Linked DNA regions of Mus musculus: all the other regions are linked to region 1. Evidence: chromatin loops called from intact Hi-C (ENCODE). Cell type or tissue: left cerebral cortex. All regions are shown on one strand. Links, peaks and the distances in the headings refer to the core of each region. The heading gives the core; the rest is flanking DNA. Region 1 overlaps Ralbp1 (ralA binding protein 1). Region 2 holds the start of Ankrd12 (ankyrin repeat domain 12). Region 3 has its middle 17 kb from the start of Gm20742. Region 4 holds the start of Ndufv2 (NADH:ubiquinone oxidoreductase core subunit V2).

Region 1 (7,234 bases), core at 1,104-6,103:
GAGAGGGTCCTAGTGCTTCAGGCTCCTGAGAACTGAAGTATATAATCCCTGGAGTGTAAGGTCACAGTGTGGTGGGGGTGTTGTCTGTAGATGCGGGGTTCACTGCTGAGTGTTCACGGTGGTTTTGCGTCTTGTTGAGTATGTGCTGACTGCCCATGTTTTCTTCCATGCAGGTGTAATGGATAGGTAACAGAGAAGACCACTTCCCTTCCTCGGCAGGGCATCAGCATGACTGAGTGCTTCCTGCCCCCGAGCAGCAGCCCTAGTGAACACCGCAGGGCCGAGCATGGCAGCGGGCTGACCCGGACCCCCAGCTCTGAGGAGATCAGTCCTACAAAGTTCCCTGGATTGTACCGGACAGGCGAGCCCTCGCCTCCCCATGACGTCCTCCATGAGCCTCCTGATACAGTGTCAGATGACGACAAAGACCATGGAAAGAAAAAAGGGAAATTTAAGAAAAAGGAGAAAAGGAGTAAGTGCTGACTCTCAGGCCTGCGCCTTGGTCTCTTGAGGGGTCTCTCGGGCGCAGCTAGCGTGATAGGCCGTAGGTACCTCCTGCTCTGACTGCAGGCTCCCGTCCTCTTCTGAAATGTATCTAGGCATGTGCTGTCCTTTAGGTCATGGTTCCTTAATTTGTCTTTGTGTCACAGATAAAGACACCAAGTTTCCAGAAAGGGTGAGTCTCCCAGTGTGCATTGTAAGAGTGGTAGCTTCAAATGGTGTATAAAGAGTAGAAGCTGGAATTTTGCTCAGCTGGTTAAACCCTGCTAGGTTTTGTGGTCATTTGGGAACTGTTGGAACTGTGAAAGAAGTTATCTGTTAGCTTTTCATTCCCGGAGTCTCTTCTTAGGGAGGATTGATTGCCTAATTATAGCTGTTTAGTATGTTAAAAGCAAATAAGGCAATTTAGTATTACTTTAAAAAAAATCATAGTATGTTAATTGCCTGGGAAGTTACAGATTCTGTGACTACTGTGTTACTTGAAGGTAGCTTGGACTGTGACCAGCACAGGACCTGGTGATGAAGCCTGTTGGACATGCCTTCTACTGCCTTAAAGGGGGTCTCCATTCCTGTCCCCAGAGCTCACGTCTTTCTTCACAGGTTGGCACTGCCTGAGTTGGAGCTTAAGAAAATGAAAGCGTTTGTTTGGTTGATTGGTTGGGTTGATTTAGTTTGGTTTTTAAGGCAGGGTTTCTCTGTGTAGTCTTGGCTGTCCTGTAGACCAGGCTGGCCTCAACTTAGAGATCAGCCTGCCTCTGCCTCCAGAGTGCCGGGACTAGGCCTGTGCCACTGCCCCCATCTTGCCCTTAAGATTTTTGCAGTTCTGGTTAGTTCAAGGCTTATGGTGTTTATGGTTAAAAGATAATTTAGAAACTATTTTTAATCTTTGTTATAAAGTAACTTGTAAGGTAGCTCTACAGAAAGCAATAGCCTTTGGGGTTATTGGAAACAGCAAGGTAAGCTGGAGGGGTGGGGGGCTCAGGTTCAGAGTGCTGCTCTTCCAGAGCACACATGACCTCCTGACCACTGGGACTCGAGCTGCAGGGACCTGATGCGTCTGGTGTAGTGTACACTGATACGGACACACACACACACACACACACACACACACACACACACACACACAAGATAACAGTAGGAAGGAAGTTGCTGGACATTGTAGTCCACACAGCTAATCACTTGGAAGGCAGAGAGGTGGGAGGATCTCTTTGAGTTCAAGGCCAATCTGAGTTCCAGGACAGTCAGAGCTCTATAGAGAGACCTTGTCTCAGGTAGGTAGGGAGGGAGGTAGAAAGTAGCCAGTCAAAAGAGAGGGGAGAGGGAGGGGAGCAAAGAGCTGTGTGCATGCATGCCGATAGACAAACTATTCTGGAGGCCAATACAGAAGCATCACCTGTGGCCAGTGTAAGCCAGCCTGGGTGTCGTGGTGAGACTCATCCCTAAAAAACAAACAAAAGCAAATTGGTGTTAGTGCAGTTTTAAAAGTGATCATTTTTATTCTTTACATTATCCTTTACATCACATTATGTAAATTATCTTTACATAAAGAATAATTACAGTCTTTATCCTGCCTAGCTCCCAAATAAATGAGACAGACTATATGATTTATTTAATCAAGCTTTACAGTACACTGGCTGAGCAGTTATTAATCTTCTTTAATCCTCTAAGGCAATCTGGCTACCTCCCAGCCAATATCCCCAGGGTACTGCATTTTAGTTCTGGTCTGCCTTTCTCTGCTCTAGGTGTGTTCACCCTTCACCTGGAGAGGGTGAAGTCTCTCCCTTCTCCCTTCTCCCTTCTCCCTTCTCCCTTCTCTCTCCCTTCTCCCTTCTCCCTCTCCCTCTTTTTCTCCCTTTTCCCTCTCCCTCTCCCTTCTCCCTTCTCCCTCTCCCTCTCCCTCTTTTTCTCCCTTCTCCCTCTCCCTCTTTCTCTCCCTTCTCCCTTCCTCTCCTTCCCTCCCCTCCCCCTTCTCTGGCTGGGAAATCCAGCCCTCTTCTCTCCTCTGCTCAGCCATTGGCTGATCAGCTTTTATTGACAAATCAGATAGTAAATTGGGAGCAATGTTGACATAACATTGAGACTGGAAATTCTTAGAAGCAGCATTACAATGGCATGTCCAGATTGTAACCAGATTTGGGGGCAGAGAAATCAGCATTTGAATAATACATGGGTCATCTTTACATAAGGACATATGCTACATAGTAACATTATGCTACAAACTAGTAATTCTGACTTGGTGTTAAGGCAGTTGGAGTCTTTGTCAGAATGCAGACATTGCTCCTAATGCATCAGATAATCATTTACATTCAGCCTTCAGTTTAAAGGAGGCTGTGGTCGGTGCTCCAGAAAGGCAAGTGATGGGTGGGGGTCATATGGGAGTGCCTGGAGCACACGAACAGTTGTGCAGTTTGTAAAGTGCTTCCAGGTTGCCCAAGGCACTGGCCCCATGTCCGTTTTTCAGGATTGATCGCATTAGTCCTCTGTGTTTACTGTTTCATGTGTGTTCATACTTTAGTGTTTCTCAGAACTCGGCTTGCATACACATACTAACTACTTACTACTTTCCTCTCAACATTGATATTGCAATGATAGCTGCTATCTGTTGCCCTCTTGTGGTCACTGAGTGTCACTACTCTATTGTCTTTTGATGATTTTGTTTTAGAGGCTCAAGAGGCCAGAGATTGGATAGCTCCTGCCAGGGGCCACCTTTTTGTTTCTCTTGTTAGGAAGCTTGTGACTAACCACAATTTATACTGCATTTCTTTGGCAGCTGAAGGCTACGCTGCCTTCCAGGAAGACAGCTCTGGAGATGAAGCTGAAAGTCCTTCCAAGGTGAAGAGGTCCAAGGGAATCCATGTGTTCAAAAAGCCCAGTTTCTCTAAAAAGAAGGAAAAAGATTTTAAAATCAAAGAAAAACCCAAAGAAGAAAAGCATAAAGAAGAAAAGCACAAAGAGGAAAAGCATAAAGAAAAGAAATCGAAAGACTTGACAGCAGCTGATGTTGTTAAACAGTGGAAGGAAAAGAAGAAAAAGAAAAAGCCAATTCAGGAGCCAGAGGTGCCTCAGATGGACGCACCGAGTGTCAAGCCCATTTTTGGGGTTCCCTTGGTTGACGCAGTAGAGAGGACCATGATGTACGACGGCGTCCGGCTGCCAGCTGTCTTCCGGGAGTGTGTGGACTACATGGAGAAGCACGGCATGAAGTGTGAAGGCGTCTACCGGGTGTCAGGTATGGGGACGTGAAGGCTGCTTGGCGGTGGCTTTAGCAGATTAGCTGCACTTGGCTTCCTAAAGTGTGCTATCTTGTAAGGAGCCTAAACCGTAGTCGCTTGCGTGGTCCCTACATGACCTCCACCATCGTGGCTGGTTCTCGTGCAGTTTCCTTCCGCGAGGTTTTACTCCCAAGCCAGTCGCAGCTTGCAGCAGCTGGGCAGAATGAAGCATGTGGGTTGTAGCGTGTAACAGGCTGAGGTGCCGAGTCTTGTCTCAGCGTCTTTCTAAGCCTAGGTGTTGGGAAGGCTGAGAGCTCTGTGAAGGAAGCTTTCAGCCAAGAGATGGCTAATGACACAGCCTGTGGTCTGTTTCCTCAGTGTGACTGAACACACAGAGAGTTGTTTTCTAGATGGTTGGGCCAAACGTGAATGTTCCTGTCAGCCTCATACAGCTATTGCAAATGTCAGTGAAACTGACAATCGGTTCATCTACACACAGTTTCTACAGGAAATTGTAGTTTATGCTCGGCTGTTATGTGTTACATATTGGGAATCTAGAACCAAGCAATATATACGTTATTTAGAAGTACAAAGATTTCTTCAAAAGCAGCATGAGTTCTGTGATAACTTGGGATTCAGGCTCCAAGGTAGGCAGTATCTGCACCTGTGTTACACTCCCATGGAGAGTGGTTTTCATGGAGCGCTTTGATCACTTAACTCTTTATGGCAACAGGTGTGTCCTGTATGTTTAGACCAAAGAGAAAGATTAAGCAAGTTTTCCATTTAATTGGCTAGTATCCTTTCTAGCACATAGATTTGATACTTGGGGTAACATTTTTATGACCCAGTAGATAAAATGCTTCATTGTTTCTATTTCATAAGAATTATACACAAGCATGCAAGGTTGATTTTTACGATTATTTTTATTGATTGATTTTTGAAGATTTAAACAGTGATAGAAGCTATTTTCCCCACACTATCTTGATAAGCATGAAGACTGGGGGGGAATGAATGTTTCTTTGAAAATTTTCTGTAGCTTTGTTCAAAAATTCTTTTGTTTCTGACCTATTTTTGATATTTGTATCTTTTGGAAAACCTCACCATTCCTAATAGAATGCCTCTTTTTTTGTGAGAGCATTCAGTAGTTGTTTCCACACTGGCAGCCTCACACCATGGCACACTATCTGTGTAGCTGTGTCTCTCCTCTACCCCACTTGTCTGACTGAGATTTGACCCAGGGCCCATGTTCTTGGGAAGCAAGGGCCCTGTCACTCACATACATCCTTGGCCCCCAACCCTGGCTTTGCTATTTGTTAATATGATAATGCCTTTTTTCCCTGGAGATGTTTGGTTCTCGTTTATATCAGTTCTAATTTAAAAATGAACTTGAAAGGGGCTGGAGAGATGTTTCAGCAGTTAAGAGACTGGCTGCTCTTCCAGAGTACCCGGCTTCAATTTCCAGCTCACAACTGTCTGTAATCTAGTTCCAGGGGCTTTGACGCCCTCTTGTGGTCTCTGGGCACCAGGCATGCCCTTGGTGCACAGATGTCTGATAAATGTAGATAAATGAAAAAGCAAACACTAGTTGAAAGACAATTTAAATAATGTTCTGTATTTGCGTCATAATACTTTCAACATTAAATGTACTTTTATACTACTCTATTCTGACTAGAATTCCTTATGAAGTTTCCAGGGTTTTTTTCAAATATTTATTTATTATTATACATAAGTACACTGTAGCTGACTAAAGACACACCAGAAGAGGGCGTCAGATCTCATTACAAAAGGTTGTGAGCCACCATGTGGTGGTTGCTGGGATTTGAACTCAGGACCTTCAAAAGAGCAGTCAGTGCTCTGACCCCCTGAGCCATCTCGCCAGCCCGAAATTTCCATTTTGTTGTTGTTGTTTTGTTTTGTTTTTCGAGACAGGGTTTCTCTGTGTAGCCGTGGCTGTCCTGGAACTCACTTTTTAAACCAGGCTGGCCTTGAACTCAGAAATCCGCCTGTCTCTGCCTCCCAAGTGCTGGGATTAAAGACCACCACTGCGCAGGCCAAAAAAGAACTCAAACTTTCAAATAGAAATTAGGTGGGTGTTGTACAATAGAGAACAATTTTCCAGGAGCTTTGTTCTGCAACATGGACTTAGTTACAAAGAAACAGCTGGGAAAGGCTAAGTGTGACAGACTGACCGAGTTTCATTTTATACTGTCTGTCTTGTTGAGGACTCAGGAACCTGGCTTTCTGTGCACAGTGCATATGCTCAGATTATAGCTTCATTTGCTCCTGAGTTATTATCTAACTGCCATTATATTTAAATTTTTTCCTGGATTAAACATTTTCATAATATCCCGTGGTTTCGGGGATGTTCCGTTTCCAGCTGTGGTTTTATGTGCTGTGTTCGTTCATACAGAGTTCTGTGACCCATCCGCAGACATGGATTCTACCAGGACGGTTTGTGCTTAGTTTTGAGAAGGGTCTCACTGTGTAGCCCAGATTATCAGACTTGAGCTGGCAGCCGTCCTCCTGCCTCAGCCTCTAGTGCTGAGATCACAGGCATGTGCCCCCAGCCTGGCTCCCAGGGCTTCTCCCCGGCTGTTCTGTGTCTGTGCGGCAGGTGTGTGTGTAGTGGTGGAGAAAGTGTGTCTGATTCTGGTATCCTCTCTCTCCTAAATTTAATGTTTTAAGGAATCAAATCAAAGGTAGATGAGCTAAAAGCAGCCTATGACCGAGAGGAGTCTCCAAACTTAGAAGAATATGAGCCTAACACTGTAGCCAGCTTGCTGAAGCAGTATTTGCGAGACCTTCCAGAGAATTTGCTTACCAAAGAGCTTATGCCCCGGTTTGAAGAGGCTTGTGGGAAGACCACAGAGATGGAGAAAGTGCAGGAATTCCAGCGCTTGCTCCGGGAACTGCCGGAGTGCAATCATCTTCTGCTTTCCTGGCTCATTGTGCACCTGGACCACGTCATTGCGAAGGAGCTGGAAACGAAGATGAACATCCAGAACATCTCTATAGTGCTGAGCCCCACCGTGCAGGTACGGTCCTGTCCACACACACACTTTTGGTACTGGCACTGGGAAACTGGGGAACTCGTCTGTTGCTGAGTCTCATGGAAAACAGTGAATCTAAGGGGAATAACGGATCTGCCTGGTCACAGATCTTCTCTGTCCAGGTGCAGGCAGTGCCAGCGTGTAGGGGAGCGAGCGTATTTGTCCTTTTGCTTAGTTGTGAAATGCGAATATCCTGTCAGCTTGGATCAAGCCAAAGGGCTGTAATGTTCGTATGGCAGTTCTTTCTGAGGACTTCACCTGTGAGATGGATATAGAGAGAGATGCTACATTGCCTCTTTGTTTGGTTGGTTTGGTTTGGTTTTGGTTTTGGTTTTTCGAGACAGGGTTTCTCTGTGTAGCCCTGGCTGTCCTGGAACTCACTTTGTAGACCAGGCTGGCCTCGAACTCAGAAGTCCTCCTGCCTCTGCTTCCCGAGTGCTGGGACTAAAGGCATGTGCCACCACGTCCAGC
Region 2 (7,234 bases), core at 1,441-6,440, 210 kb before region 1:
AATGGTTCAGTGTTCTGTCCATGCAGGGCTAGGGTGAGACCGGGAATCCTGTGAGAGAGGTAGCTGGCCAGCCTAACTAAACCAGCAAGTTTACAGTTCAGTGTGATGCAGAGCATAAGGTAGAGAGTGATAGAGACAGACATCTAACGCTGACTTTGTTCCCCCATGTGCACATACATACACCACACAAAAACACATGTGCAAACATGCCTACATACATCTCACACATATATGGGAAAAAACTTTGTAAGATAATTATCTGTGACCTACCAGAATATTTATTCTGAAAGAGAATTTCCTTCAAATAGAAATTGCTTAAAAGTTCATGTTACTAAGAAGATTGATCTGAAATTAGCCTTCCTCTTATTCCCACCTAAAGATCCATTTTCCCTTTCAATCAATACAACATTATTTAAAACATGTTTTAAATTTTGATCATGTATAATGTATATGTGGAGGCCAGAAGACAGCTTTGTGGAGTTGCTTCTCTCCTTAAGCCTGTATAGGTTTCAGGTTTTGAACTTGGGTTGCTGTCCTTATCAACAACCACTTTTTCCTACAGACCCATGTCATTGACCCCAGACAAGATGATCTTTAATTATTACTTTTCTTGAAATAGCTATCTTGTATTCTCCCTATCTTTTTGTCCTATTTAATATCACAGATCTTTAGTTTTCCTTATGTGCCATAGTTTGGTCTCCATGGGATTTCTAGTTGGCTTGTGAATTCACAGTGATACTTAAAACTAACTGTAGTACAGTCAGTCATATGTCACATAACCAGCAATAGACAACAGACACAATGAAGTCCATAAAGTTACATCAAAGCTGAAAGTGCCTGTTAATATTATTTCGAGATAAGGTCTTACGATAGCCCTGGCTAGTGTGGAACTCACTATATAGACCAGGTTAGCAACTTAAAAACGCTCTGCCTGCCTTTGCCTCTGGAGTGCTGGCTGGGATTAAAGGTGGCCAGTTTTTTACAGTAAAAATTTACATATGCTAATCACTAATAATCATTACTTGCTTTTCTTTTCAGGAGTGGCCGCTTCTGTTGTGAGCCAGCTGGAGGCCTTACTTCTTTGACTGAACCACCCAAAGGACCTGGCTTTGGTGTGCAAGCAGGCCTTTAACTTGTATTCAACTGTAAAAAATGTCACTGGACAAATAAAATATGAACTTCCCTACATAAGCTTTATTCGGTTTGCTTATTCCCACCTGTACATCCTGGCAGTAATCTAGTAACTTGCAGCTGCTAAATATTATGTCAAAACAACAGGACCACTATCTCGGTCTACCTGTGAAGACCTATCATTATAACAGAATCAAGTTAAGAATTATTTTAGTGTTGCCCATTCATAGAGCCATGTCATTTTTATCAGTGAAGTAAAAGTTTTGCAAAACTTAAAATACATTTTTCCTTTGTATCTTTAGACACAGCCAAATTGTTAAATTTTTTATAAGCTTTATGTCAATGTTCCCTTTAAGCGTTTTAACATTTAAGAGCATATAGTTGTTACTGAAGTTTCTGACTGGTAAGACCTCCCTATCAGTACTACCGGTAAGAGAATTTTCTCAAAGTATTCCATTTATGTTTGCTATCTCATTCTGTAGCCCTGCTTGTATGTTTACCAGGCTGGCCTTCAACTTTGGGTAGTTTTGCTTCTGCCTCTCAAGTTCTGGGATTGTGGTAAAAGCATTATTTATAAAAAGAAAAGTTAAAATAATTTGATATTTCTTTAGCTATATTTATTTATTTTGATACAGGATCTCACTTTGTAGATCAGACTGGACTAGAACTCAGAGATTTAGTAAAGATATTCAAACCCACCATACTTGAACTTTAGCTATGTTTTTGTTTTTGTCGTTTGAGGCATGGTTTGGCCATCTTTGGCTATATTTTTAACACTGGAAGCACCTAAGAACTAACTGGTGGAGTTGGTAGGCTGGACAATGTGTTTGTATGAATAAAACATTACCTTCAACTCAAGAAAGGAGGTAATAGTGCCGTGCTTCTGAAAATGCAGAATAGAAATAGTTTTCATTCCTGGAATAATCAGATTGCTTCAGGATTTATCAAAGTCAGTGACCCTACAGGGACCTCATTATAGAGGTAGGCACTCAGGAGGCAGAGGCAGGTGATCTCTTGAGAGTTTGAAGTCAGCCGGTTCTATGTATGGAAGTCCACACCAGACAGAACTAATTAATGAGACTGTCTTTTTTTTTTTTTAAGCTAGATTTGATTTATATTATGTGGATTAGTGTTTTGCCTGTGCTCGTGGTGTGCACCAAATCCAGAAGAGAGCAGTGGACACCCAGGAACTGAAGTTACATAAGGTTTTGAGTGGTCTTGTGGGTGTTGGGAACAACTGAATCTAGGTCTTCAAACAGTGCTTTTAACCCCAGAGCCATCTCTCCAGCTCTGCCTATATAAAAAGACTAACTGGTTGTGAGTGCTTATGATTTAGGGTCTAAGGTAGGTCTTTAAAGTTAAGTTTTCACCAGAAATATAGCTCTCACTATACACCACTGTTGGGTACTTGGTTGGCATGAGCAAGGGCAGAGCTTCAGTCCCCAGTTCACACATACACAGATTTCTCTAGAAGACTGTTCATACTGAAAGTTTTTTATAGCTGAGAACAATGGAAGACAATCTATCCTGATTTTTTTTTTTAATGAAGGTTTATGTCCCTGTCAAGCCCAAAACTCACATCAGAATTTACAGCTTATTATTGATAGGACTGTCTTAAAATCATTAAGATACTAACGGATACTGAAGGAGGCCACAGTTAACGAAGAGGGAGAAGATGGTTTCCTGTGGAGTATGTAACTTCTTAGGGTGGTTAAAGCACAACGGTTGCAGGCTAACCGCTGTAGATTAAAGTATTCAGAAGGAAGTCTGAGGACAAGCTGCTGCGATGGTAAAATTTCCTCACACGCCCTATGAGACTTAGTACCACAGGAACAAATTTGGTGAAATTTCTGCTCAGAAAGGTCACAGGATCGCATGGCTAGAACTGAGCTTACCGATGCGTTCTTTGCAAGCAGTGCTTAGAGCCGTGCTTTGGGAACAGAGTGCGTCTGGCTGGGACATCCCTCGGCCCGCGCCGCACGAAGCGGCTCAGTCACGCAACCCGGACCTGCCCCACAGTGCTGCGGTGCCCTCCCGCCCGCACGACCACCGCTAACAAAACCCTCCCGGTTTCCGGCTGGTTTTGCCGTCCCAACTCAAACCCTGCAAAAATATGTGCGTTTCCTCCGCCGGGCGCCAGCACCCATGCCGCCTTTTGCACATCTCCGGTGGTGGTGACTGCGCGTGAGGAGCTCCCCGGCCGACGGCTCGAGGGCTGCTCCGACTCCCACGCGGCTCCAGGACTTCCGGCCCCCTCCACCCGCTCCGCTTCGCTCCCCAAGAACGCCACCCGCCGCCGCGCGCTCCGCTCCTCCGGGGAGCCCAGGGACGGGCGCGTCGGGGGCGGGGCACGGCGGTCACGCCGCCCGTCCCGTGCCTGCAGGAGTCACGTGTCCGCCCGGGTCACGTGCTCGCGCCGCAGCCAATCGCGGAGAACGCTGTCCAGGAGCAAGGAGGCTGTGGTGAGAGACCGACCAAGACCGGAGATGTTTTTAAGCCTGGCCCCGGCGGCATCAGGGGCTGTTGCAGCGGCGACGGAGACACCGGCAGCGGCGGCCACCCGGAGGTCCTCGTTCAGGGGGTGAACCCTTCTGCGCCCGCTGAGCCTCGGGTCTGTGCGGGCCAGGGGGGCGTGGCGACCAGAGGGGAGGAAGGAGGGCGCGGTTTCGAGTCTGTCCCGGGTACCAGGGAGGAGACCCTCAGCCCGGTGCCCCGTCTCCTCCCCGGAGCCAGGTAGGGGGGTTGCGCCTCTGCCAGCCGCGCCCAGCCGTGTGCTACGCGCCACTCGGCCCAGCCCAGCCCGCGGCGCGGCCGGCCGGACCGTGACAGGCCGTTGGTGGCCGCCCCGCCCGGCATCCTGACGGGTCGCGGCGCAGGTGGGGCCGCCGCTGGGCGACGCTCGGGCGGCGGCTAGCGCGAGCGCCTTGGCCGCCGCTTACCGGAACATGGCGCGGCCGGGAGGGCGCCGCCAGCGCACCGGGACGGACGGCATCGCGGGGGCGCGCCGTGCCGCCGCGCGCTCCCGGTGCCAGCGGCGCTGCGTGCGCGGTTGTCGGAGACTCGGTGCGGGCCGGGGCGTAGGAGGCGCGATGGTCCCGGGAGAGGTGCGTGAAAGCGAAAGAGCTGCGGCTCGCCGGAGCCAGTTCTGTCCTAAATGCCAGTGCGACCTGCCCTTGCCGCGTTGAGCGATCAGGTCTAGTTTGTGCCAGTTCCGATTGGAATGATGTTCAGAGACCCTTAGAGCGTATTGGAATCTTAGATCTGGTTTTTGGAGAGTAAGATGGAGATGACGCATCCTTCAGGATCCACGGCGTTGAATAAAAACGCTGTACAAAGAGGTCACCGAAGCCCAGCTGACAGCTGTTTTAATAATTACAGCGAGAATAGTTGAGGATGGAAATGAACAGTATTGCACTAGTTGAGTACGTCGGAAACATTTGAAGCAGTGTGGTTGTAGGGACTGTAATTTCCGCTGGACACCCCTTGAACTGGGGCGAAGTATGTTGCAAATCCGGCGATCAGTGACGCTCAGGGATTATCGTTAATTCTGTGGTTGAGACGAACCTGCATTCTCAGCCATGTGTTTCTTCTTATTTTAAAATGGCCTGAGTCAATTATAAAGAAAGATGAACTATCCCAGTAAGTCATCTGTTCATTAAAAACATATGCCCAAGTAGGCCTTTAAAAATCTTGCTTACTGATCTTTTTTTCATTTTCTTAAAGCGTTACACAAAGGCTTTCCTGGAGATTAACTCAGAACTGCCAAAATGTGCTCTCTTGATGCCAAATGGTTTAAAAGCAAAAATTAGAATCACCAATGTGACAATGAAGACATTGTTGTAGTTCCCTTTAAAACGTTTCAGTTTGACATTTAATATTTTAATATATTTTGTTTACATGGTGAATGTGGAGGGCAGATGACAACTTCCTAGGAGTTGGGGTTCTCACCTTTCCCTGTGTGGGCTCCAGGCAGGCTCTTAGGCTTGGTGGTTCGAACCTTTATGCGCTGAGCCATCTTGACCTCCTTCAGTTAACCTCCTGAGAGCGCTTTCATTTGGATTAAAAGCAAAAAACGTATAAAAGTATGTAATGCTTCTCCCTGGGTTTATAGATGCAGAGAGAAAGGCTTTATTTACTACTTAAGAATCTGTTATAGTCGATAGAAGTACTAATCGAATTTCTAACACTCTCCAAGACAGCTTGGCCCAGGACAAACCTAGTTGTTCAACGTATGTGTTCTGTTTTAGAGACTGGCAAAGTTCTCTGGAAATGAAACCAGGGGTTTAAGTGTATTTGTGGAAGGAATATTAGAATTGAAAGTTGGAAGCTGTTCTCAATTTGTTACAGTTTGTGTGTTTTACAATTGTTAACATCATCTATGGACTAAGGGCCTCTGAGACAGTTGGTGATGTCTGGGTGTGCACCCTATGAAGTGAATTGGAAGAAGAGTTAACAGAGCAACACTGAAAGAACTCGGGTGCTGAAGATGTTCTGCAGTTTCGGTATTGGCTCTTTAATATCCAGGAAAAAAAAAAACAAAACACTGGTTGGACTTTATCTGGTGACAGTGGAATATGTGGGAAAGAAGCTGCTTTTTATCCAGATTACAGAGTTGTGGAAGTGTAACTTGGAAGGGAAACCCTGAATTTCATCCCCGCCATTGCATGAACCAGGCTTGTTGTTGTTTTATGTTATTATGACAAGCCACTGAATTACATCCCCAGCCCCCAAACCCCCATTTTAAAGGCTTTAAAAAAATACATAATTTATTTTTTATTCTGTGTTCCTTGGTGTCTTGCCTGCACATATGCCTGTGTGAGGGTTTCAGAAGCCCTGAAACTGCAATTACAGACAGTTGTGAGTTGCCATGTGGGTGCTGGGAATAGAGCCTGAGTCTTCTGCAATACCAACCAGTGCTCTTAACTGCTGAGCCATCTCTTGAGCCCCTTAAAGGCTTATTTTTAATTATGTGTCTGTGTGGGTGTGTACAGGAGTGCAGGGTGTCTGCAGAGGATGGAGGTGTTGATCCCCAGAGCTGGAGTTACAGGTGCTTGTGAGCCACCTGATGTGGTTGCTGGGAACAAAACCAACACCCATGCCCTTTTAGTGTTTCCAGAATGGGTCTTGCTAAATTGAGTAGACACACACACTTTCCATCCTTCCTGTCTCAGCCTCCCGAGTAGCTCAGATTACCGGCCTGCTGGACTACTTCTGGGTTTTGTTAATAACATTAATTTCAGTCTGAAAAGAGAATGGTTAGTGAGATGAGTCATTTCTGTTGTTGTAAGATCAAAGCACTTTCAGCACATGTAAGGTTATTGGAGTAGCATCATTTGGGTAGCGCTTCCTTTACATTTGCAGGAGGTTGCTCCAGCATTGTTGCTAACAAGACATATTTGTTAGCAGCTTGTGTCATGTACAGGGCACATTGGAGAGTTAGCCGTAGACCTAGCCGCAGCCTCACACTTTGTGGTCCACGTCACTCACTTTTCAGATGAAAAGGTAAAACTTGGCCGTGACTGAGAGAGAGTTGTCTGCCTTGCTGATTTGTCTAGAAGCTTCTTACTGTGAGATGCTCCGTTCTTTATTTGGGAGTAGTTGTGTGAAGCAGAAGGAAGAAGACCTGGAACTAGAACTGAGAAGGTCTGGATTTAAGTTCTTCATTACTTTCTGGTCTTGTTCTTGTTTTGACAAACCATGTAACATTCAGAACCTTGCATTCTTTATGTACAAAGAATCATCCCCTGGGGCTGTAGACGGCCCACTTCCATGTGTGAGGCCTGGCCAGGGCCGTCACCACCATCACCAATAATGATAATGATTTTCTTGTATAACGTAAAATGAGAGCGCTATAGAAAGAACGTTGTACACTGGGAGCCTTCATACAGATAGGCGTGATGCTGCCGCTTTTAAAGAAAGTGTAGTCCTTGAGGTGTAACAAGATGTTTCAGTCCCTAGGTTTTTCCTTAGCCCTGGCGTTATTATTTTGTACACCTGCTATTTTGGAGATTATAATTCCGTGTAGATACAGTTTTTCCCGGTCCCCACTTAGTTCTAATCTTAGTAAAGCTGCTTATGAACACTCTAAATATTGCTCTAGCCC
Region 3 (7,234 bases), core at 1,115-6,114, 350 kb before region 1:
GTAGGCTAGGCAACCAATCCTCATGCCCCGTCATGGATCCTTTAAAGCTAGCGTGAAGATCTGAGTGCTTACTAAGTGGAATCTCCGTCTACCAATTGCGCAGCTGGGCAGCAGTCCCGGACCAACTGGAACACAGAGTATGGAGTAATACTGCTGCCGGGCCGCCTTTCTTTATCTGTGCGCTGGGCAGCATTCCTTGAGTAGATATGAACAAATATCTGTGCAACCGAGATGTGGTGCCAACAACAGACTACAGGTTTATTCTACCCGAGTCGAGCTGATTCAACCAGTGAGTTCACAGGAGCACGTGGAGTCACTTACAAGAAGGGGTGCCGCATCAAGGGTGGCTGATCTCAAAATGCCTGAGCCAGCACTGGCTTCAATGTAGAAAAGCTGCGTCTCTGGGGGTTCTGATAACTGGATATCAGGCCTTGCAGTCATTCTTGAGGGTTATAAGTAACCCAAGTGGTTAGGACTATGGAGTGGCTCTCCCTTAAATAAGCTACATTTTAGCGGCCCCAAGGGTTATTACATACTCAACAGCAAAGGCCACTAAAGTATCTATTGGCTTTGACTTGGGAATGAGTAAAAATATCAGGGGATTTGATCCACTAAAACAGTAGTGACTAAGGTCTGCCTCTTCCTTACTTTTGCTGCAATAAGACACTGTGACCAAGGCAGCAAACTTATAAAAGTGAATGTGTACTTCAGACTCCTATCTACAAACTGAGAGTCTACTGTGGTACAGGAAAGGCATTGGGAGAGGAACAGCTGAGAGCTCACTCGGTCCACAAGTGGGAGGCAGAGAGGGAATCGCTGAGAATGCCCTGGGTTTGGAAACCTACAAACCCAGCCCCAGGGGACACAGCTCTTCCACAGGGCCACACTGCCTAATCCCTCCCAATCAGATGTACCAACTAGAGGACAAGGCGTTAAAGCACATGACCCTCCCTCTGTGGACAAACCTCATTTAGCCCCCTACATACATGCTTGGCATTATCACTAGGGAGGAAAAAGTCCCTGAAGGCAAAAGTAAAGACAGCCACAGTGCAGATGTGGTGGGAGGGATACTCTCGCTTCCTGTTCACATGTAACATTTGTGAGGGAACTGTAAGTGAAAAAGAAACACCGTGTGTATAAATCTGTGCTTTGGTTGGGGTATTGTCCCTATAGTGCAGGGTGCTGGTTTTATTTGTTATTGGTTTTTTCTTCCTTTTTCTTTTGTTGCAACCAAAGGACTCCTATATACCTACTTTGGTTTAATTTCTAGTCCATGTGTTGGGATTTTTTTTCCCCCGGACCTGTCTATCAGCAGAGGTCGAGGAAGGTACTCAACCTCACTTCATGGCCAGCCTCTTCAGAAAAGAGGATTACCTCAGGGTTACGTAAGCATGTGGTGCCTTCCCCAGTCCTTGTGTGGGCTTGCCTCTGTAAAATTAGCCTACGCTGGACTTGCAGGGATGTAGAAGCACACTACTGCTCTCCTGAAAGTCACAGAACAGCATCTGCGCTCCATTTGTTTGATATCGCTGCTCTCCAGAAGCAGCAGCTTCTGAATTCAACTTTCAAGTTCCATGCCATGATGATATCGACACTTATTTAATACCTGAATATTACTCTTAGCAGAGGAATCTTGGTATCTCCAGAAAGAATATGCCCTGAGACAATCTGAACAGACCATAACGGCAATCAAATACTGTCCCCAAACAAGACCAGACAATCCCAACACATGGACTAGAAATTAAACGCCTGCTTAGATGCAGACAGCCATGTGAAATCCATTGAGTTTGGTCTTGCAATCAAACCTAGAGCAGGACATAGCAGACCTGAGAGCTCTTCAGTGCCCCAGAACCTGTTCGGAGGGAGTCATACAATGGTAATGTTGGGTGGAGTCTGGGCAGGATGCTCTCTGAGATAAGAGCACAGGGAACCTCCTCTGCAGACAGAACACCCAAGGTGAGCTGCAGGACAACATCCTAACAGGGATCCAGGGACAAAGTGCCAGGTCCCAGCTCTGGGCAGCTGAAAACCCATATGTACCAATTTTTAACAGGTGCTCAAGAAGAGAAGGCACCCACTAGAAGATACACAGAAACACTATGGTTCACCAAATATGAGTAAGCAAAATTCCAAGACTATTCCAAGTGAGACCTACTCAGGCCACACCATCCTAGCCTTCCCTGTTCTGTGACTTTGGTATGACACATCATCTGTGCATCTGTGCAGAAGAGAGATTCTGAGGGGAAAAAATGGGACATAGATCACACTTAAGAGCCTTGTTATAATCTTGGGCTGGTCTGAAGGATCTTTGCAAAGACTTGGACCCTGATCATGAATGATTCCCTCCCCCCCCCCAATTTCTTCTCCTTCACTTTTTCCCCATAAAGGGAGAAGCATTGACCTTGTTCATGTCTGTTCAGGCCTCCGCGCTTAGAACCGCTCCTGGCTGAAGACATGTCATGGGGCCAAACTGTCTCCATGCTTCTCATTTTCTTTGGTTGTCCCCTCAACGAGAGTCCCAGGAAGAGCTCAGCCCACCCGCTCCGGGTGTTCTTCAGTGGCTGTCCCTTGTGTGAGCTTCAGCAAACTCGCAGGAATAAAGACTTGTTTTTCAGGGTTCTTTTACAGCCTGCAGCTCCAAAGAGTCCCATCCTTGAATCTTCCCCAGATTGAAATGGTAAGAAAATAACAGCTGGGGAGTAGTGTTTAGAGACAGGCCTCCTGTAGGGAGGCAGGGACAGATTTTGTCCCTTGGATAGGAGTTTAGCATGCACTGAAGTGCAGATAGAAAGAAGTCCCTGTCATATGAGGACCCAGAGAATGGCAGCCTCTGTAAACCAGGAAGTGGTGTCACTGGAAATCCACTCATCTGTCACCTGATGGGTACTAATTGCAAATGCATTTTCCTCGGGTCTCTGAGCAAGAGCTGAGAGCTAAAAAATTAGAACATGCCTGAGTCTGCAAAACTAGCATGCCACAGACAGACATTCTACTGTGCACAAATAGACTCCAGAGAGAGAAAATAATTCTCTTTGAAATGGCTATGTTCCCAGGCTTGTATCCTAGGAATATCATACATTTGTTATAACGGATTGAAATATCAAGCCACATTAATTTCATTATGGAGAATGAGGATCCTTATGGAGTATGAAAGTATTACTAAATACAGTTGACAATGTCATGGTAATAAACATATGTCTAGAGACAGCATGTATGGCCAGTAATGAAAGATCAATGGGACAGGCAGTGGGAGAAACAATTGATTCAGGGGACCCAAGGGGGCGGCAAGATGCAGAATGGAGGGACCCAGAGACCTCATTTGTTGTGTGACCTCCATCAAGCCACTGAGTTGAACCTGGACTTCTTAGTATGCTCACTGCTCCTCAAAAAAAATGCTTGCTTGACCTCCCTTGGAAGCTGCAGGACAGATGTCCATGAGCTCTTCATGGAGAACTCTTCTTTTAACATGACAGCCAGGGTATGTGTCTGAGTATCCGTGTTCATACCAAAACATAAAGGTCAAAGTGCCCAGCCCAGCCCTAAACACCCATCCAATCCATGTCATCCACTCCCTCCCACTCACTGATCAGCCAAGTGCTAAACACGCATCCACTCCATGTCATCCACTCCCTCCCACTCACTGATCAGCCAAGTGCTGGGAGACAGCATTTCAGTGCAGGGCTCCTCCCCTTATCTTCAGTCCAACCCAGTCCTCCTTCCTGAAGTTGCTCTATGTAGTCCTCTATGGGAACTCAACCTGGACCCAGGTTAAAGGATTCCCAGAAACTGATCTCACTACTACTGTGCTCATGCCCTAAGCACAGTGGAAGGCTTGGCCTGGATATCTTTCTCTGTGTACACAAGGAGGCCCTACCACACGGTTTCTGCCCTTGCTGGAAACCTGGAGACTCCTCGTGCCTAGAGAGGGTCATCTGCAGGACAAGCCTAGGCTGCTTGGCCGAGGCCTGCCAGCTTTTCCAACCTCTCAGGTTCCAGTGATATGCGAAGATCACTTAGGAATTCTTCCAGGGTGTTTCCAAAGAGCAGAGGGACCCCAGTGGATCTAATGAAGTCTGTGGATCACTCAGACAGGATCATCTGGATGTTGGAGTTGATAAGGAGAAAGCAATGCCCTGCTGCAGAGTGGGGATCCCAGCGAAGGAAAGAACCCATGACCACCAGAGGGCAGCAGAGCTCAGCATAGTGCAGTGCAGGCTGGGTGCTCTGGGAGGCAGCAGTCTGGCAAAGTTTCTGTGACTGCCAGGAAATAGGGCATTGAGCTCAGAGACCTGAATCCAAAAACATCCTGCTATGGGAGGCAGAACAACAAATTTCATGACTTTGGAAACCAGGAACACGGGCAGGAGAACCTGATCACATTCTAGGACCATTAATCTTCTTCTCTGACAGAGGGAGGGTGGAGGCATGAGCGAGAGGGGGAGAGAGAGAGAATGTATGGATGAATGAATGAATGAATGAATGAATGAATTTTTGGTGTGGAACATCTGTTGAGCCCGAGGTCTCCTCCTAAGTCAGTACTTTCTCCTTCCTTCAGGGGCACTGCCCTCTCCCTTTATGGCAAGCACTTTTCAAAAGTTGCAGGAGAAGCCTCAGAGGATGTTGAAGACTTTTCCATCTCTCTTCTTCCAAAGTGGGGAGCATCCTGCCTTGATGGTTAACTGTCTTCTACAGGGAGAAGCCTACAGTGGAGCTCATGAGGGGGCACCTGTCTCATCAGAAGTGACAGGTCCTCACCAGGTTGTTCTTTGGAGGCAGAGGCCAATTAAGCAAACCCCACATCCTATCAGTCCTTGAGATACTCCTCCTTCCTCCTACAGGCACAGCAGACCTAGGACACCACCAGCACCACCTCCCCTATGTATCCTCCTGAGATGCTCATTGCCTCAGGGCCTGATGTCAGCCTCTGTCACAAGAAAGGCTGGGCTTTCATGACCCATGCGTGGGATGGGGTGAACAGCAGCTCTGGATACTTGGTGAGGGCCCAGCTAGCCAGAATTTTAAGTTCATTAGTTCCTACCCAGCTGCCAGGATCAATTTCATAGTCACAGGACACACGTTCCTGAGGGCTTCCTTGGTCCTGGCGATATCTTCACCCTGCTGTGCTGAGGACTGCCCTTTGTTTCATCAGTCCTCGGAGGTCCCTGTGACTGTTCTAGCTCTGCACTTGGATATGGCCTCCCAGAGAGCAGCATGTGGGAGCTGTCCCATTCAGCCATGCCTGTCCTCCCTCAGACAGCAGTATCACATTCTCAGAGGCATGGAGCGGTGCATCCAGAAAAAAAAAAAAGCAGTGTTTCTTTGGACACTAGGAAGGTCTCTCTCACAGCTGTCATTCCAGTACACCCATGGCAGAACAGTACACCCATGCCAACATTCTTTCACTAGACCTAGCTCTTTTAGAGGCTGAGGACAAAGGCTTGCTTTGTCCCCTGCATGCCTTGACTGATGTGGTGACATCTCGCATATAAGGTGCCTTCTGTCTAGGCTGTTAGCAAAGTTTCAGTATTTTGTATATTTAGTTTCTAGTATTAAAAAAAAAAATAGGAGACAGATATGTCTCCAAACTCCTGTTTCAGCTTTGTAGAGAGCCTTCTGGAAAGGGAGAGAGGACTCCTAGATCTGTCACCTTCATATTCTTTCTCTTGGTTGACTTTTATCCAGTACAGGACCTGCACCATAGGCCAGGTCAACTGCAGCCTCAATATTTCCTGCCTCTTCACTGTTCAGCTAGGGAGGCCCAGTAGGCTGGGGCCTGGGCACAGAATATGAAGACATTAAGATTTGACTCTGGAAAGAATCCAAACTTGGCTGATTCCCTACCCAACTCCCTCCATCAATGGGTTCCAGGTCTTCATGCTGCCTACTTAAGATGTCAAGGGCAAAGGAAGCTGGCAGTTGCTCTGAACATCTTAGGAGAGATTGCTGACCATTACCCTGCTGTGTAGAATGCCTGAAATGTATTCTTCCTGCCCGCCCAAAACTGTGTTCCCTCAGGGGAACAAGAAGCCTATTATTTCCTTTCTGCTGACATCCCTGTGCCTAGTGGCTGGGGATGAACACTGGGCTCTCCGCATTTGGTATTGAACAGATAGAAATGCCACGAGGAAGCCCTGGGGTGGAGGTGTACACCTTTAATTCCAGCACTTGGGAGGCAGAGGCAGGTGGATCTCTGAGTTCCTTGCCAGCCTTGTCTTCTTGAGGGAGTTCTAGGATACCAGGGCTATGCAGAGAAACCCTGACTTGAGACCACCCTGCCCCAAAGTGAGAAATGTCAAAATGTCATGTGGAGATGAAGGCAGCATATCTCACTCAGTACCTCATCTTGGACAGTGGGGTAGTTAATGTAAGTTAAACAACAGCTTGTGGCAGTTAGGGTTTGCCCATCCCCCAAAGTTCTGCCCACCAATCCCCTTTCTCCAAGGGGGCGGGGTCTACCAGCCTCCCTTCCTTCTTCATGCTTTGTCATTGAACATCCCACTGCCTGATGAGGATCAGTGTATAAAGTATATGTCTGTTGTAGTTTACTTTGTATTGATGTGACAGACACTGTGCCCAAAAGCAACTTGGGGCACAGAAGGCTTATGTGACTCACATATCCTGATCATTAACCATTTGAAAAGAAGTCAAGGCAGGAAATCAAACAGGGCAGGAACCTGGAGGCAGGAAGTGAAAGGGAGCCTAGAGAGGAGGGATGCTGACTGGCTTGCTGACCTGACTCTCCTGCTCAGGACATACTGCCCAGTACTAGCACATTCCCTAGTGGTTGTTCCATCCCTTGTAGAGTTTTCTACTGGGTCACCGGAGCAAGCCTCATTCAACCAAAATAGGCTGCCCATCACAGCCCCACCATCAGCCACATCCTGCCACTTCCTTAGCCGCTCCTCCAGCTCTTGCCCTGGCTTCTAACTGTCATCTCATCCCAGGGCTGCTGGAGAAGCAGAAGAGGTCCAATAGCCTGCCCTGTCCTAGCTACCTCTTGAAGAACTGTAACATTTTGGCTCCTCTGGCCAGACCCCCAACCTCTTGGGACCTTTCCTTCTAGCCAGCCCAACTAGGGGTCCCTGCAGGATGTACTCTGGTACAGAGACCCAACAGTTTTACAGATTTCAATGTGTTTTGAAATATCAACCAGATCTAGAGTTGACAACTGTTTTTCTGTTTTGCTGCTCTGCAGGATATCTATTTCCTTTGGTCACTTTTCCTTTGTTGTGCA
Region 4 (7,234 bases), core at 1,244-6,243, 240 kb before region 1:
CTCTGTAAACTGACTTTGAATTCAGAGATCTGCATGCCTGTCTCGTGGGATTAAAAGTATGTACCACCACACCTGGACTTAACTTTTCTTCATCTAGAACTTGCTGTCCCAGGCAGGCTTGAACTCTGCTTGGCTTTATCTGCTGGGATTAAAGGTATCAATCACCATGCTTGGATCTAAATTTAGCTGGGTAGGATCTTGCCCCCAAATCCCTTAATCTGTTATCTCCTAGGACATAGGATTCGGTTCCATTTCACATCCTGGTGCCCCTTTAATACTCAAACTATATATTTTGTATTTTTCCTTTCTAAGCTTGTTATGCTTATTCAAAACACTCTTCATGAGACTCAATCAAAGTACAACGTCTATGATGGGCATTTCTGAGACTTCCTTTGTCAGTGCAAGTAATCTGAGTCTCTTCACCTTAACCTCAGGCAGACTCTTCAGACAAGGGCAAAAAAGCAGCCATGTTCTTCACCCAAATACTACAAAAACAGTCTCTAGGCCACAGACTGAAGTTCTTCTCCACTGAAACCTCTTGGACCGGGTCTGCACAGTCAAATCACTCACAGGAACAAAGTCTTCCATATTCCTACTAGGATGGCCCATTAAGCCTCACTTAAAACATTCCATGGCTTTCCAAATCCAAAGTCCCCAAATCCACATTCTTTCAAACAAAACAGTCAAGCCTATCACAGCAATACCCCAGTCCCTGGTACCAACTTCTGTCTTGGTTAGGGTTTTACTGCTGTGAACAGACACCATGACCAAGTCAACTCTTATAAGGACTACATTTAATTGAGGCTGCCTTACAGGTTCAGAGGTTCAGTCCAGTATCATCAAGGTGGGAGCATGGCAGCATCCAGGCAGGCATGGTGCAGAAGCTGAGAGTACTATGTCTTTATCTGAAGGCTGTTAGCAGAAGACTGGCTTCCAGGCAGCTAGGGCCTTAAAGCCCACGCCCACAGTGACACACCTACTCCAAAAAAGCCACACCTTCTATAGTGCCAATCCCTAGGCCGAGCATATGCAAACCATCACAATGATACAGACATGATTATCATAGTCCCGCAAGAGACTGGATAGGCAAACTATTTGCATTATACAAAGATTTTCATTCAACTAAAAGATTTATTGACTGCCTTTCATATGCTAAGTATAGTACAAGATGTTGAATCAAAGAAAATGGGGCCGGGCGTGGTGGCACACGCCTTTAATCCCAGCATTTGGGAGGCAGAGGCAGGTGGATTTCTGAGTTCGAGGTCAGCTTGGACTACAGAGTGAGTTCCAGGACAGCCAGGGCTACTCAGAGAAACCCTGTCTTGGGAAAGAAAAAAAGAAGAAGGAGGAGGAGGAGGAAGAGGAGGAGGAAGAGGAGGAGGAAGAAGAAGGAGGAAGAGGAGAAGGAGGAAGGAGGAGGAGGAGTATCAATGTCAGAGGAACTGGGTTTGGTGGTGGTGATTGAAAGGTGATGGCATGGGGTTGGTGAGATGGCTCAGCAGGTAAGAGCACCCTACTGCTCTTCCGAAGGTCCTGAGTTCAAATCCCAGCAACCACATGGTGGCTCACAACCATCCCTAACGAGATCTGACTCCCTCTTCTGGTGTGTCTGAAGACAGCTACAGTGTACTTATGTATAATAAATAAATAAATCTTTAAAAAAAAAAAAGGCTCACAACCATCTGAAGATCTGACGCCCTCTTCTGGAGTGTCTGAAGACAGCTACAGTGTACTTACATATAATAAATAAATAAATCTTTAAAAAAATAATAAAAAAATAAAAATAAAAAAAGAAAGGTGGTGGCATGAGAGTCATGAGTTCGAGACTAGCTTTGAAAGATCCTGACAGAATGTAAAAGGTCACAGAAGCCCTGAAATTGGCAAAATAAATTTCAGTGTTAGTAGAAGTAGCTTCACTGATTTAGAAAAAATAGAGGTGCACAATGCTCTGGCCGCTCCTTGAACCCGTGTATCTGCCAATGTTCTGACCGTTCCTTGAACCCAGGTGTGTGCCCACTGCTGCACCTCACTGTTTGTGATATTGGTTGCTGGGATAGAGTCGGAAAATCTCCCCAGCAACCACAGCTGGGCCAATCCTGAGTTACTGTACCTTCATTAAACTCTTTCCTTGTTTCCCTCCCATACCCATTTCTTGAGAAATCAATCCTTTTACATTGTTTAGATCTGGAAATCCCCTACTCCCCCACTTCTCCTTTCCCCCCTGAGGGCCTATAAAAACTGGGACCCCCTTTTCCCTTGGGGTCGACTCCTCTACCCCTGCATGGGATATGAGTCGTCCCAAGAGCTCTGGCTTTCCCAGAATAAAGCCTCATGTGGTTTACATCAAGCTTGGTCTCTTGTGAGTTCTTGGGGATCCGCTATTATCCCAAGACTTGAGTGAGGGTCTTTTAGCTTCACCTATAGCGAGTTTGGGACCAGGTTGGGCAACATGAGACTCTGAAAAGGCCAAAGTATTACAGCTGCTAATGATGGTGACAATATGTTTGGGTGCACACAATAAAACAAATCAGTAATGGGACCCGGATTATTTTTTCTTTTTCAGTATCTTTTCATTCCCTCAGAGAAGTACTGAAGCAAATTTATTAGTGGTAAACTAATACTGGAGATAATGCAATAGGAACTAAAGAATTTAGTATCATTGGTTAGAAACACTATTTCTTGAGTCGAATAATAATTTTTTTTTTTTTTTTTTTTGGTTTTTCGGGACAGGGTTCCTCTGTGTAGCCCTGGCTGTCCTGGAACTCACTCTGTAGACCAGGCTGGCCTCGAACTCAGAAATCTGCCTGCCTCTGCCTCCAGAGTGCTGGGATTAAAGGCGTGCACCACCACGCCCGGCTGAGTCTAATAATTTGTAGAATATGATTCACACAGGTTGCAATGGATTATCTTGGGTGGTTTTTTTTGTTGTTTTTTGTTTTTTTAAAAAAACAAACTCATGACGAATAACCTTTCAGAATCTTCATTCTGTTGTCAAAATTACGGAAACTATTCACAACTTTATTATAGCAAAAAGAAAGGGGTGGATAGAGAAGACACACACAAAACGACAGTCAGAAGAAGAGTCAAGAATAAGTTAAAAGCCCAAGGTGGCAGTATGCGCCTGTCTGAAGGTTGAGGATCACTCAAAACCTGTGTAAAATACCGACAGCTGGAAACAGCACGATGCGTACTAAAGCTGCTAGGAGTTTCCTGAGATCAAACAAAAATCAAGAAGACAGTAGGTTCCTCCCTCCACCAGTTTTATCATGGAAAATGTCTAGAGCATACACAAGCACAAAGAATATTTGTTCGTCTACCGCGCAGCATCAACAGTCATCATTTCTACCTCCCACTCACTGGCATCCCGAAGTCAATTCCAGTTTAGCCTGTCGTTTTACAGACTCTAACGCAAAGGCTTGGGAGCCAAGGCACTTGCTGTCCAAGTCCACTAGGTGGCAGCCCTTTAAATACGATCGTATGTAAGAAAAGACTCAACCAAACGAATTTTGAAAGAAATAACTGCAATACCAGAGGAGGTGTTTGACAGAACAAACACAAGATCCCCCAGAAGGTACGCCTCGTCCTCAACAAACACAAGAGCCTCGAGAAGGCGAGCCTCGTCCTCAGGGCGGGGACTCAGCTGGCCCAACCGGGCCGGCCTTTTAGGGACTGGGCTGTTTCGGGCCCGCCCACCGGTCCCAGCAGCCCTCGCGCGCCGCTGCGTCAGGAACGGCGTACCGTTCGGGACGCCCAGGCCAGGGCTCGTGAGCGCGCGCGCGCCGTGCGTCCTGGGCGCGGGGCCGCGCGCGCCGGGCCTCCGGGCTCGTTCGTTCCCAGTCAGCCTAGAGCGGCCGGGGTCGGAGCATCGCGTACCCCGCCATGTTCTCCTTGGCGCTGCGGGCCAGGGCGACCGGCCTCGCTGCTCAGTGGGTAAGAGGCTCGGGGTGAACCCCGGGCACTGTCGCCACAGTCTCCCGCTCTTCGTGCCTCCCTTAGCTTTTAGTCCTCGGAGACCCCTAGGCGCTGGACAGGTCAGCTGGCGGCGGCGGGGACGCCGCGGCCTTCGTCCTCAGTGCCTCCGGGATGCTCCGCAGCTGCGGTGGCGGCGGGTGGCGGGCCGCCCGCACCGGGCCGGGGAAAGTCACCCCTAACTTAGTCAAGGTCAGGAAGGCGATTGTCATTTATCCTGGTGCGGAAGCTAGTGGGGGGCCCTGGCGGCCCGCTGCTTCCAGGATCCTAGCAGCGAAGCTTTGGGCTGCTTGTCTGTCAGGCATAGCGGCTGCGCTGCATCGGATTTAAAAGCATGCTGGAGAAAACGCTGATAGGCTTGGTAAAGGCTTGCCGAGTTCCTTCAGGACTAGATAAAGGTGACCAGCGTTTCATTTACTGAAGTTGTTCATTCATTTTAGGAAATGCTCGGCAGAGAATCGTAGGAATTAACCGTGAGAGAATAGTAGTAGCACGAGTAACCGCACTGACCAAAGAGTCGTAGTTCTATGGCCATTTGAGTGTCAGGTGCATCTCAGATAGGCCAAGGAATTGAACTGAAGTTGAAACACTGAAGCGAAGCTAAAATGCAGATTCCAGGGCCTGCGAGGTAGCTCAGGGTGGAAAGGTGCTGGCCTCCAGGTGTGAGGACTAGTTGTGGTCTGACCTTCACAAGCTGAGCTTGTGTCCGGAGAGTGCATGGGCACACAGAAAGTAATGGCTATTGAAATTAACTACATGGCAACTACAGGGAAGAAAGAAGCCTTATTTGTTTGGTTGGATTTTATTTTCCTAACAGTAAAACAAAAACTAAGTTCTCAACAAAAGACTATATATATATATATATATATATATATAGTGTGTGTGTGTGTGTAAACAAACCATTTGGGGCTTTAGACTTAGGCATCCCAGGTGACCTTTTGTAGTTATGTGACATGACCTAGAGAATTAGTCTTTGTTTCTTTAGCTGTGAAATGGGAATGTTGAGTCTGTCCCTAGTTATTTGAAGCCTTAATGTACTTCTAGGTCCAGGTAACAGTGTGAATTGGATTATAGTACTTTTTTTTTTTCCTTTTGAAATTAGATCTCACCATGCAGCCCTGGCTGGCCTGGAGCCTGCTAAGTGTGGCATGTAGGCCTTGAATGTTTGCTGGTCTTCTTGCCTTGACTCTTGAGTGCTGAGATTACAGGTGTGAGCTTCCATGCCCTGCTGGAGTAGAGTAATGATGGGTGATGTTTGATGGCCCCTTGCTGTGTATTTGATAGGTGAATTTATATCTTATTTTAGAGGGTGGTGCAGTGTTTTCATCACTACAAATTAGAAACAGAATTCCCAATTTTTGTGGGGAACATGTAAGAACACTAATAAGGTTCATACGTGTATGGTTGGTCACATCTGATATCCTAGCATTTAGGAGTTAGAGCCAGGAAAATCAGAATGTTTGCTATCATTAACTATATAGTGAGTTTGAGGTTAGTCTGGCCTATATAAATTCCTGTTTGTAAAATATCCCCAACTCAAATCCCAGCCTCCTACAACAAACAAAGAGGTGTCCCTGGTAGTGTAGACTAGTAAAGAGTCAGTGAAAGGTTTTATATACAGTAAGGGTTCTGCTCTGAGTAGATGACTGGTGTAGGAGTGGAGGTGGACTAGGTCTGATTGGAGTCAGAAACTGGAAGGTTACATAGGTAAGAGAGGCTCTGAGAATCATTCAGTTGAGGAGGAGACTAAGAAGTAGGGGCAAAAAAGCTCCCATAGACATCTTCTGTTTCTTTTGTTTTTGAGGCAAAGGGTAACAAGAGGTGTAGTTGAAAAGCAGGGTTTTGTTTTGTGGGTGGTGTTTTGAGACAGAGTTTATGTAGTTTATGTAGCCTTGACTGGCCTTCCAGGAAGACTAGCCTGGCCATAAACTCAGGGATCCACCTGCACTCCCAGGCCTCTGCTTTCAGTTTTGAAATGTTTTTCCCCTATGATAGTGGGTTTTGTGCTGTCACCCCAACATGCTCTCCACAATGAATAATTTTGAATTGTATCCTGGACTTTGTAAATGCATAATAACTTACACTAATAACATTACATAACATAATAATAACATAATTAACACTACACTCTAACTTATTTCTTTAAAGAATGACCACCCCCATTGTCATGAGTGGTAGACCAATATTGGTTCTAATTTAGCAAGGCTGCTTAGACTCTGTCACTACACAGGGGTTAGCCAGAGATCTGAGTAGTTTCTGTACCCATTTCGATACTTCCTTTCCTGGGATTCCCACTTGCCCATGCCAGAGATTATCCACCTCCTTGGCTAAGTCAAGCCATTTAAGACTGCGTTTTAATTTTTTTATGTTTATTTTGGTTTCTTTGTTTGTATAACAGGGTCTTAACTGTATAGCCCAGGCTGGCTTTAAACTCTGGCAGTCCTCTTAGCATACCTCCTAAGTGGTGGTGTTGCAGGTGTGAGCCACTGTGCCTGGCTTACAGGAAAGACTTCTGGTGTGCTTGTTTGAGGCAGGGCTTCTCTGTGCAGTCCTAGTTGCAGGCCTGTTAGACACTGGAGAAACTCAAAACCTAGCTTTGTAAAGTCCCAGCTTTGTAAAACCCAAAGCAACCTCACCTTCAGAACAGGCGTGCCGGCTCTCGCCTTTAATCCCAAGGCAGGGGGGTCTCGGTGAGCCTGAGGCCAGCCTAGTCTGTATAGCAGGTTCTAGGACACCAAGGGCTACTTAGTGACCTTTCTCAAAACAAGAACAACAACAAAACAAATAAAACACAACAACCCCCCCCAAAAAACCAAGAAATTTTATCTTAGTGTGTGTGACCTTAAAATCCTAAATCTCAAAACATTTTACAGATTTTTCTTAACTTATGCTGGGTTTATATGCACTCCTACTTTGAAAGTCAAAGATTTAATAATAAATGAAACAGTATAGCTTGCCAACATTATATTCTATAAAGTAGTTTCACCCTTTTTTGTTTTTGTTTTTTTTTAAGATTTATTTATTTGGGGCCGGAGAGATGGCTCAGCAGTTAAGCACACTGAATGCTCTTCCAGAGGTCCTGAGTTCAAATCCCAGCAACCACATGGTGCCTAGCAACCATCTGTAATGGGATCTGATGCCCTCTTGTGGATCTGAAGATAGCTATAGTGTACTCATATACATAAGATAAATAAGTCATTTTTAAAAAGATTTATTTATTTATTTTATGTATATGAGTACACTGTAGCTGTACTGATGGTTGTGA

The links. A loop is a pair of places that touch in the nucleus more often than their neighbours do. Peaks named below come from ENCODE experiments on the same cell type or tissue, not always from the same donor. Only the 100,000 strongest peaks of a DNase experiment are listed, where the experiment ranks them.
Region 2: a loop joins it to region 1, with 2.1 times the contacts of the local background. A loop is called at or near these places in 3 of 42 quality-filtered maps.
Region 3: a loop joins it to region 1, with 3 times the contacts of the local background. A loop is called at or near these places in 12 of 42 quality-filtered maps.
Region 4: a loop joins it to region 1, with 3 times the contacts of the local background. A loop is called at or near these places in 27 of 42 quality-filtered maps.

The regions. Positions count from the first base shown.
Region 1 is chr17:65,860,770-65,868,003 of GRCm38, reverse strand. It overlaps Ralbp1 (ralA binding protein 1), which reads left to right. Exons shown (of 10, transcript NM_001198949.1): 2 at 174-472; 3 at 3,272-3,730; 4 at 6,399-6,748. The coding sequence starts at 229. Among named protein-coding and RNA genes, the nearest start is that of Ralbp1, 21 kb to the left of the region's middle. In left cerebral cortex, for the core only: CTCF peaks have their summits at 3,117 (motif pointing left) and 5,228 (motif pointing left); DNase peaks (open chromatin) are centred at 3,111, 3,983 and 5,205.
Region 2 is chr17:66,073,392-66,080,625 of GRCm38, reverse strand. Ankrd12 (ankyrin repeat domain 12) reads left to right here and starts at 3,580. Exons shown (of 13, transcript NM_001025572.1): 1 at 3,580-3,742. It overlaps Ndufv2 (NADH:ubiquinone oxidoreductase core subunit V2), which reads left to right. Exons shown (of 8, transcript NM_028388.3): 8 at 1,039-1,831. The coding sequence ends at 1,132. In left cerebral cortex, for the core only: no CTCF peak of the experiment used is centred there; DNase peaks (open chromatin) are centred at 3,092, 3,514, 4,312 and 4,556; H3K4me3 peaks cover 2,781 bases; H3K27ac peaks cover 1,943 bases.
Region 3 is chr17:66,205,942-66,213,175 of GRCm38, reverse strand. No RefSeq gene overlaps it. Among named protein-coding and RNA genes, the nearest start is that of Gm20742, 17 kb to the right of the region's middle. In left cerebral cortex, for the core only: CTCF peaks have their summits at 3,988 and 4,200 (motif pointing right); DNase peaks (open chromatin) are centred at 1,429 and 2,884; H3K27ac peaks cover 1,470 bases.
Region 4 is chr17:66,098,111-66,105,344 of GRCm38, reverse strand. Ndufv2 (NADH:ubiquinone oxidoreductase core subunit V2) reads left to right here and starts at 3,786. Exons shown (of 8, transcript NM_028388.3): 1 at 3,786-3,930. The coding sequence starts at 3,880. In left cerebral cortex, for the core only: CTCF peaks have their summits at 1,706 (motif pointing left) and 3,449 (motif pointing right); DNase peaks (open chromatin) are centred at 3,458, 3,689 and 4,251; H3K4me3 peaks cover 3,015 bases; H3K27ac peaks cover 1,951 bases.